Linked DNA regions of Homo sapiens: region 1 is linked to region 2. The links are chromatin loops, found by intact Hi-C in ENCODE. Cell type or tissue: Calu3. All regions are shown on one strand. Each heading gives the region's core, and the rest is flanking DNA. Links, peaks and the distances in the headings are about the cores only. Region 1 overlaps ATP10B (ATPase phospholipid transporting 10B (putative)). Region 2 has its middle 15 kb from the start of LINC02159.

Region 1 (5,384 bases), core at 160-5,159, 220 kb after region 2:
TTTAATGCCTACGGCTGAAAAGAACCATTACAATACAAGCCCAATTTACCTCATAGGATTATTTGGGGAATAAAATGAGATAATAGAAATAAGTTTCTTTGAAATATTTTTAAATAATTTTAAATTACAAATTATTGTTTTTTGTTTATCAAATAAGTGAAGTATTTCTTAGTGTCTGTCAGTCATTGTACCTAGGAAGGAGGTGTAAAGTGATGACTGTCCTCACAAGGCAATAGGGTAGAGGGGTAAGTGCTCCCAGGAGCACTGGGGGTTAGAGTGGCAACTGACCTCATAAAGTACTGGGGTAGAGGGGTTACTGTTCCCAGGAGGCACTGAGGTAGAGTAGTGACTGCTCCCAAGAGGCCCTCGGGAGAGGGGTGACTGCTCCCGGGAGGCATTGGAATAGAATGATGACTGCTCCCAGGAGGCACTGGGGCAGAGGGGTAACTGCTCCCAGGAGGCATTAGAATAGAAGGGTGACTGCTCCCAGGAAGCACTGGGGTAGAGGGGTGACTTCCCAGGAGGCATTAGAATAAAAGGGTGACTTCTCCCAGGAGGCACTGGGGCAGAGGGGTGACTGTTCCCAGAAGGCATTGGGTAGAGGTGTGACTATTCCCAGGAGGCACTGGGATAGATGAGTAACTGCTCCCAGGAGACATTAGGGTAGGAGGGGGTGACTACTTCCAGCAGGCACTGTAGAGGGTAGAGTAGTGACTGCTCTCAGGCAGCTCTAGGGTAGAAGGGTGATTGCCTTGTAGAATCCCTCAATCCAGACTTGTACAGAGGTTCACTACCCAGAACTAAGGGCTAAAATGGGATAAGGAAGAGTACTGTGGAGCACACACATAGCCCCTCAATCATAAATTAGCTAGGCTTTTTGAGCATGGGAAGTGGGTTACAGCATGCTGGTAATGATGGTGTGTCAGTGGGAGAGAAAGATGGACACAAAATAATTTCCTTATGACTAGAATGTAAAAGAGAGGATAACAAAAGACAGGGCTGGGAAGAAAGTCTGTGTCTAGTTTATGAGGGGAAGGAGTTGTAAATTATGTTTAAGTTTTGTTCCTTATGCTGTCTGAGGGAAATTAAAATCAGAGAGGATTTTAGGCAAGGAGATGGCATGAGTCGATCTAGAGTTTGGCGAAGTATTTCTGATTTCACTGTGGAAAAGAGACTAGAGGGGGCAAAACTGGCAGCAGAGGGACAAATCACGAGGCCAAGTAAGCACAGCTAGAGATGAGAGTGGCCTGGATGGGTGTGTGGCAATGGGTCCAGAGGAGAGTGAAGCAAACAGACACACATGTAATGGCTTACAACCAACAGGACTTGATAATTGATTGGATATGAGAGGTAAAAGAGGAATCAAAGTCTTGGGCAACCGAAAGGGTAGGGTTGCCATTCCATGAGAGAGGTAATAGGGGGCAAGTGCAGATGTAGGGGTAAAGATACTGAGGCTGTTTGGAGGCAAACTGAGATTGACGTTCTCAGGAGACATCCAAGGGGCAATGTTCAATAGACAGTTGGATCTTTCTTGAAATTCCTCCCTACTTTGGGACTAGAAGTTTGAAACACGGAGACCTTTTGAGAACTCTGTTATTATTAATCTAATAAAAGAGGAAAAATAATAAAGTTGAGAGGGTTCTGCTATTTTTTGGAAGTGTGAGAATGTCCAGCCCAAAGCACCTATGAAAAAGTAACTCAGACAAAACAGAGGAATGAAAAGTTCTCCATTTCTGAAAAAAGAAGCAGCTACTTAGCAATTATGTGCTGTGAGATCACTTACCTTTCATGGAGAGTCCAGGCTGCCGTTTGGGGAAGAAATAGTCTGCCCTCTGGAAATGTCCCTTAACATGGTCATGCATCCCCCTGGACTTGACATAAGTCGAGGTGAGAATTAAACTTGAGATGAAAGTGCTAGAGATGTATATGGGTCTTAAGGATTACTTAGTCCAATTCTCCCATTTTACAGAGGAAGAAACTAGGGCCCAGGGAGAATGACTTGCCCATGGCCACACAGCTGGTTAGTGGGATATAGAAGCCAGATATCTTGGCTTGTCTTACCTTGTCCTTTAACGCTTAGATGAAATCACTTGAATCCCCAACCCAGATCCTAAGGAACATCCAGTGCCACTTCCCCCACAACTTCTAAAATTCCTCTGGGACTTATGTTTTTCCCAGTCATCCCTGGTTCTGATTTCCAGAATTTTCTGTATTTCTCATTCTCCACTCTTTCCTGTGGCTTTTCTTTAATCATTTCCCTTTGGCCTGAAACCAAAGAAGGGGACAGCCCCTTCTTCATGACTTCTAGACCCCCAGTCAAATGATGCCTTTCATAGTTGACAATTCTATTTTGTGAAGTTTCACTAACAATTTTAAAGTAACATGGAAGGACATTATATTATATTATAATATTTTACATATTTCTAAGTGAATATTGACTTTTTAAAAAATCTCTCTGCCCTTTTCTGCCAACACAGACACCAAACCTGCTACCATCTTATCTCTATTTCTCATGCTTTTGCCAGCTAATTTGCCCTCCCTTTCCCTCCCCCTTTTCCTTTTCTCCTTAATTCTTGTCCCTTTGCCTTTTACCCCAAATGCTGATTAAAAGTATATTCCTTCCCTAGGAAAACTCTGAAGGCAGCCACTATCATATCAGTTTTTCTCACTCCATTTCACAAATCTGGTGCCACATTCTCTGTGCTAAGCCAGATGCCTAGTCCATTAAGGAAGCTGCTCCAAAATTTCCCAGATCTTGCTCCATGCCTGCCCCCACCTCAGTTCTTCCGGGGTGTACTAATTGGTATGTAACTCACAGACCATGGATATGTTTGAAGTGAACTGAGCCAGTCAATGTGTACTATTGTCTTTTAATTGCTTTCAGCTTCATGAACTTTGAACAACTTTTATCACCTCTCAGCTCAGCACTGATTCATCCAGCTTCTGTGAGAGATTTATTTACTTTTAATTAGATCCAACTTAATTATTTTGTCAGTAAAACATACCAAAAGAATCTATAAAACAATTTTTAAGTGAAATCACATTTCTGCCTAGAGGGATGTTAAAAATGAAATTATGCATCTCATTTTACCTGTCTCTCACAAAGGAAATATTGCCTGCACTGTCTTTTTATTTCCCAAGATATTTTGCCTTTCATTAGGAAGATACCTGGGAGATCAGGCTTAGAATAAAGGGAAGAAAATGGGAAAAGGTAGTTCGAGTTTTCAAGGGAGAACACATAGGTGAGCATAAAAGGCAGTGTCTCTCCAGATTTGCTATTTGGCAACCCCTACATTAGAATGACCTAGGAGCTGGTGAAGAGTGCAGATTTTCCACCCCCATCCCCAGAACTTCTGATTCAGGGGGTCTGACATGGGGATGAGAAGTGAAGCTTCTCATTTGCCTATTCTTGTGCTTTCTGGATTCACGCCTGCCTCTGGCTACTCAACTCTCTAATTCACTAATTGGCTATTTCTACTTCCCCAAGACGCTTGCCTTGTCCTTCTCAGTCAACTGTGTTTTCTTACATCTCTAACAACTTCTGGTCCTTACTGTCTGCCATTCTTTCAATTTCCCATTGGTAGCCTATTCAGTACCTTTCCATGTATATATATATATCTCATCTCCCAACCATTTTATTATGTCAGGGACTCTGCATCACTGATTTTCCTCTCTGCACTTCACCTTGTACCCTGCTTTCAGTTCTGGGCTCCCTTTACAATACCAATGTGTCCAAATGTCTTTAGCACACCAGTGTGTGAAAGATCTCTTCTGTCATCAAAGAATTTACAACTTCTGCCTGATAGTAGCTATAATTCTGGTATTAATTAATCGAGAAAATATATAATTGCAAATCCTACCATAAAATTAATAATGCCTTTGAATAAAATTATAATATATTAATCTCAACAGTATCTGCGACACTTAAAAATAGTGGCTTGGCCAGGAGCAGTGGTTAAGAAGAAAATGGATTTGAAAAATATTTAAAGGGAAAAAATGGATAAAACTTAAAAATAGATTGGCTGTAGTAAATGAAAGAGAGGTCAAAGGTTACTCTTAAGTCATTAAGGTAAACAGAGATGCTATTCACGGAAATGGGTACTCCTGGAACTAAAGTGAATTTTGGAGAGAATCCAAGAGTTTTACAATGTTAAAGTTGAAATACCTAGAAAACAAGTAGAAATGGCACATAAGCAGTAGGATATTTTGATGTAAAGTTCGAGGGAGAAATCCGAGCTCCAAATACACCAAATTGGAGACTAGCTTGCAAGATAATTTGTGAGACTCTAAACTCTAATGAACTTGGCAGGTGATAAAGTGTAATGTGGCAGATGAGAAATATTTTCTTGTCTGTTAAAAAAATATTCATCTTTGGAAATCTGTTGGAGTAAAGCTCTTATGAGTTGGGGAGCTAGGAGAAAACCAATCGGGGGTTAAAAGCTTTAATTGACTCAAGGACTAGTGATGAGGGCTGAGTGTGGCATGCTGAAGATGCTTGAGTTATGGAACAGACTCTCCTTCCATCTTTCCTTTCCCACAAAGGCCCATTCTATAGGATTACATTTATCATGTATTTTAATTATCTTCTACAGAACTGCATCCTTTCATTAATTTTATTTTAGGTGGTTGCTATTTCTTTCTCACTCTCTCTTTTCCACTAGTCCCCACTTTTACCAACCAAAGACAACAATCCCCACCCCACCCCACCCTGCATACATTTCTTCTTAATGTTTCTTTCTCTCTAGAGGAAGTCAGCTTCTGGCATCCTAATTATAGGACATGTTTTGTAGCCTGTGAATAAGGCACAATCACAGCTCTTGTTCTTCCCATTGGGAAGGACAGAGCACTTTTTTGTGCTCATAAGAACTGATTCCATACAAGCAGCTATATGTAGATGCCTGTAGCTGAGTACAGTGCAAATGGGAATGCTAAAGTTCGGCCTTCCCCAAGTCTTCTAGCCTATCCAAACTCCACTGCAGAATAAGGTCTCCGCTAAGACTATTCCTTTCCCACGAAGGCCTCACTGAATTTTCCTGGGCAGGTCCACACTACAAAACTTATGGAGGGTCTTTCAAATGGCAATTTCTGTTTTCTGGCATATTTGTCTGCAACTAGATATCTTTTTTGAATCTAAAATGTCATCAATTTAATAATACTTTGTGAGTGTAAGTAAATAAACACTAACATAGCAATTGTGTGAAACAATCTAGTTTCAAAAATTTATTAAAATGTGGAAAAAGGACATTTTGTATTCTAATAAATATAGCTTTTACTGAAATGGATTAGGAAGAAATGACAAGTTCTACAGAGAAATCACTCTATTCCCCTTATCTTTGTTTCTTCCTCTGTAAATGGGTTTCGGTAAAATCAGTAAAAGACTAAGT
Region 2 (5,384 bases), core at 172-5,171:
ATTTAAGAGACATCTGATTTTATATCTGATCCTCAGGTTGGCTCCTGTGATCCTGTTTTTAAGTCTCTCCTTATCTTGTTCTATTTCCCTGCGCTAGTCTTCATTTGCAGATTTTAGGAAATGCTTTTTTTGAAAGAATAAATTTTGAATTAGAAGCCAACTCAGAGCCCTAACAATTTTCTGGGAAGCTAGGGGCCCATAAGCAATGTTGTATTATGAAAAGAGAATTACATTAAGTTTCTGAAGACCCGGGCTTGAATCCTGGCGGTAATTACCAGGAATTCTTTTCCAACTTCTTGTGCCACGATAGAGATAATAGCAATATCAGCAGTGAACTTTTACTGAGAATTTACTAAGTCTTAAGAGTCTTCCTTGGATAATCTCATGTAGATTATCCAGTGCCTACTATCATGCCTACTATCTGTTTTTGGAAATTGAAAATGTGAGATTTAAAAGTTCCAAGGTCACCAGGTGGTAAGTGATAGAACCCAGATTAGAATGCAAACTGGTTGATTCAGAGCACGTGCTCTCATCCACCAGGTGCAATGCCTTCTACTGGGCTATATTACCTGGCAATCCTTATGGATACATCAGTTGACATTACCAGGCATCTGCTTTTCACAGGATGTTATCTGATGAGATGAGGCCTATGAAGGTACTTGGAAACTGTGCACTTTTATTCACCATTGTCCACTTGTCTTGTTTACCAAGATTTAGGAAGAATGTTCCAAAAGGACTCCTATTTTCCTAATTTCATGGCCTTTAAAGAAAATGACAGATATTTTCATAAAGAAGAAAAAAGATGCAACTTACCAAAGGAGAACATGAAATCAACTAACTCAGAGTACACATTGTTTACAAGGCTGAAACCAAACTGTTTTAAATTCTTTAACTTTTTAGGAGAATTTGCAGCTACTGTATCCCATGCGAGGAATTAATAACATAAGCATGATAGTCAAAATGTATTTACTACTTCGTATCTGCCACTGATAGAAGCATTTCTCTTATATGCAAGAGGCAATTTATCACAGTGACTAAGGGGTTGGATCATGGCTTACAGTGGCTGGCACTGCCAGTTGCTAGCTGTGTGACCTTGGGCAATTTTCCCAACCACTCTGTTTCAGTTTCCCCGTCTACAAACGGGGGTGATAATAAACTCATCCCCTAGGGTTATTGTCAGAGTTATACAAATCGATAGGTATGACGAGCTTAAATAGTGATAGGTCCATAATGAACTTCAAAAGTTTGCTGCTGCTGCTACTTTTCCCTCAACTCTTTTATGAGATAGGGACTATCATCCCCATCTTGTATAAGTGTAAGGAACTAATGAATAATAGGCAGGCCACATGGCCAGAATCAGGATTAGAACTTTGAACTCTTATAATCCACAGCCTTCCCTCTTCATTGTCATATTTTAGTAAACTTTCAAGGAAACATAAACTCCACTGGGAATTTAGTTTGACAGGAGTTTATACTCAAGATCCAATCTACTTTCTAGGTAATTATCGGTGTCCTGTCATCTTTAGCCTGGTAAGTGAAGTGTCTTGTTGCAAATGACTTAAGTTGTGTCTCTAGGATTTCACCAGATTGACCAGAACTTTCTCCTCTCTTCAGGATTCTCTCTGTGGGCAGGCAACCACACAAGCCTTGAGGTAATAAGTTTGCTTATTAAAAGCAATCAGTGGAGCTACTGTTCCCCAAGACAGAGCTCTGGACCTGGCCATTTTGAGGGCCTCTTTCAGCTCTGTGATAACATTTCCTTATGCTGGCTTAAATCTGTTGATATAAAATCTCTTGAATTAGAATGTTAGGATAAGTGACGAGAAGAAATTGTTTCAAGGGCTGTGCTGGGCTGGTCAAACACAATTACCATTTCTCGTGTCCTTAAGCCATGATAGCCAGTTGGATATTAGAGTTATTTTACTGGATCATTCTCCAACTAGGTGGGCCCTGGCTTCTGCTGCAATCCCAGCACACGATCACTGCACCATGACCCCGATAAAGCAGTCATCCTTCTGCTGTCTGCACCAAACACGCAAGGCTCTCAGGTGCTTCCCATGTAATAACAGTAGTTAATAATTAATACCTTTTATTGAGTATTTACTATGTGTAAGTTTACTTAATTAGTTCATGTAATTCTAACACAGCAACACTCTAAAGTAGATTCCAGTATTATCCTCATTATTTTAAGGAAGAGGAAACTGAAACTTAAGGAGCACACAAAGTTGGCCCAGGGGCACCCAGCTGAAGGTGGCAACACGGAGGCCTAACCCCAACCCTGTGTGATTAAACACATGCCCTTCAACTCTGTTCAGCTGCTCCAAACTCCTATTGCCTGAATGGGGCTCACAGAGGTAGTTTGATAACACATTACAGATTATCCTTGAAAAACCTGTTCTGCTGGCAAGGGATGGGGACAAACCTGCCTCACTTGTTTTCCTGAGTCCTTGCAGCCCTGGCCTAGCTGGTGGAGCCTGTTTGTTTTTCTTTTGCCTAATCTTATTCAGACATAGTTGAGCTGCTTAACTACTCAGCCTGGCTTTCCCAGACAACCCTTTCATCAAGGGAATGTCCCAATAGGTAAACATGAGGGCAGAGTGTTGGTCTCTCCAAGGCGCCTCAGCCCCATCCTTTTGAACACCAATCCTGTTGCATTTTTCCAATTTCTCTTTCCTTTCTTGTTCTCTGTTCAGTCTGGTTTAATAGTAAGTGGGACTTGATCACAGATCTTAAAGTATAGTTTCAGTGCTATAAGATAATTTCAGTAACTGGCTTCTTGGCTTGAGGACTAGCTTGTGTATCCTGTCATTTACAAACACAGACAAAACAGTGGTCCCATTGTGGCTGTACGTCAAGAAAATCCTGTTTGTTCCTCATAAGTGGTATTTATGCAAGCTGGCTGTTATCAGGAAGGTGCGTAAAGTCAGAAAAATCTAGTTAAAGCTTGGACATCATCCTCTTTAATGTCTGTGTGATCACGAATAAATGCATTTTCCACAGTTGCATAATACTGCATTTATTTTGGTCAGCTCTGCACACATTTATGATAACACTTTCACAGCGTCCTGGGCACCGTGCTGATTCCTATATGTATACCTTTTCACTTAACCTCCAACCTCGTGAGGTAAATACTGTCATCATCGTTTACAGATTAGAAAACTAAGGTTGGTAAGGTTAAGTGCCTATTAAATGGCAGAGCTGGGATTCAAAACCAGTTATTTAGATGTCAGAATCCATTCTCCAGGCCAATGTCATGTACTGGGGGATGATTTGATGTTAAATTCTTCCTCTTCCACCACAAGATCATGCACAAGTGTTTCTCGTGTGCACAGTCTCCTTTTGAAGCTAATACTGAGGACATGTTTTCAAGCCTTGTCAAGCTGCCCTGCTCTTCCTTGCTTGCCAGCCTTCCGATCGATGGCAAGCACAGCTTCTGTCTCATGCCCTGGCCACAGCTCATTTTCTCTTCTGCTCTGTCTATTCTCCACATCACAGAAAGACACTTCATCGATGAGTGTAAACTTTTTTCTTTACTAATAATTGAAAAGTCTTCCAAACAAATACTTGTGCTTACCTCTGAAAATAAAACCATCCTATTTCCTTCCTCTGCAGGGCAGAAAAGTCAGCAGATACTATTGCATTTCAGGACCCTCAGAGAAAAAGCAGGGGCTATATGTGGGGACAGCTGAATGGGCCTTGGACCAAGGGCTTGGAGGGGCCCCATTAGGATATAAGCCCGAGAGTGCAAGGATCTTCTCCATCTTGTGTGTCACTGTCCCCAGCACCCAGAGCAGCTTCCAAGTACATAGGAGCTGCTCAAAGATATATTCACTGAATCAGTATGTCAGCTTCTAAGACAAGTGTGTGTCTATTGCAGATTTGTTTTTCAGATTGGTTTTTGTTTGGTTTGCTTAGGAGTAAAAATAAGGGAGAAGGTTAAGTACTGGGTCATTGGAATTCTTTGTAGACACATTGTCTTCTATTGACATCTCAGTATTTCTCTGCCTACTTAGTCTGGGTAGTCACAGGTGAAAATTTGGCTGGGTGGTGACCATCTGAGTGTCCTCGGACCTGCCTTTTTGCCCACATCCTCCTCCATTCTTTACTTCCTTTTCAGTGAATCATCTGAAACTATAATATTTCTATTTACTGAGCACTAACAACGTGGCAGGCCCAGTGCTAAATACCTCCATATATTACTACATTTAATCTTCATAAGATATTCACCTCTACATTTTGCACATGAAGAAAACCAGTGCTTGGAGAGGTAAAAGTGACTTGCTACAAGACACTCAACCAGCTGGTGATAAACCCAGACCTCAGTGCCAGGTCTGTGGACTCCCAATCCTGAGCCCTTTCTCTGGTCTACACAGTGAATCTACCTCTTCCCTTCAGCTGAGTTCTGCTATGAAGACTTTCATATGAGTCAGATGCTGATCCTTCTCTGACTTTTCTCAAGCCAGACACCCACCCGCATGAAAATATGTCATTTTCTAGAAGGGACATTCCTTAATGTCACCTACTGTTAAATGCCTGGGGTTGTGTTCCCCATCTCTATCAGAGGACACAAAATCCTGTAAGAGGCCTAGGCCTTTATTCTTCTTTGCCATTCCATTAAGGATGAGAAAAGAGGAACTGCTTTGTGGTCTGAAAACAACTCTAGCACTTAGAAAAGGCTGCCTGCGGGTATAAGTCATGAGGCCCAAAAGGGAAGCCATCTTTGCTCTCCTGCGAGTGAAGGTAAAGGTCATTTGGGCACACAGCAGAGGGCCAAGGGAATGTCCTGTGTTTGAGTCCTTCATGTTCAACTTTCACATCTTGTGGCACAGCCAGGTACAGCCTTCACTGATAACTATAAGACATTGTCATTTCAATGGAACTTAGGTTTGTTTAAAAGGAAGACTACTTTAATGGGACAATGAGTATTTCTTATCACAAACAGAGAGTGACTATAAAATTAAACACAGAGCAACATGTATAAACTCTAGCCAGACATTGCGGAAAGCTCTGGTTCTGAGACCTGTAAAAGGAGAGTTGAGATTAACTAGCCCTATTTATTGAGTGCAAAGTTTCAGATTGGGAAGATAGTCATTCTGGAGATAGATGGTAGTGATGGTTGCACAACATTGTGAATGTGTTTAATGCCACAAACTGTACACTTAAAAATGTTTAAACTGGTAAAAGTTATATATATTTTACCACAATAAAAAAGAATGAGGCAGTTCTTTATGTACAATTATGAAACAATCTTTAAGATATATTAAGTAAAAAAAAAAAAAACAAAGTGCTGAATAGAAAGCTGCTATTTGTGGCTTTTTAAAGGTTATATACACATGTACATTTATGGTTGTATATGCAAGGATCCCTCTGAAAGAATGACAATA

The links. Hi-C counts contacts between places; a loop is a spot of excess contacts. Peaks named below come from ENCODE experiments on the same cell type or tissue, not always from the same donor. Only the 100,000 strongest peaks of a DNase experiment are listed, where the experiment ranks them.
Region 1: it touches region 2 in a loop (3-fold over the local background); 2 of 110 quality-filtered maps call a loop at or near these places.

What each region holds. Positions count from the first base shown.
Region 1 is chr5:160,696,923-160,702,306 of GRCh38, reverse strand. All of the region lies in intron 3 of ATP10B (ATPase phospholipid transporting 10B (putative)), which reads left to right. Among named protein-coding and RNA genes, the nearest start is that of ATP10B, 150 kb to the left of the region's middle. In Calu3, for the core only: no CTCF peak of the experiment used is centred there; a DNase peak (open chromatin) is centred at 2,776.
Region 2 is chr5:160,921,171-160,926,554 of GRCh38, reverse strand. It overlaps a transcript of ATP10B not described here. Among named protein-coding and RNA genes, the nearest start is that of LINC02159, 15 kb to the left of the region's middle. In Calu3, for the core only: no CTCF peak of the experiment used is centred there; a DNase peak (open chromatin) is centred at 2,424.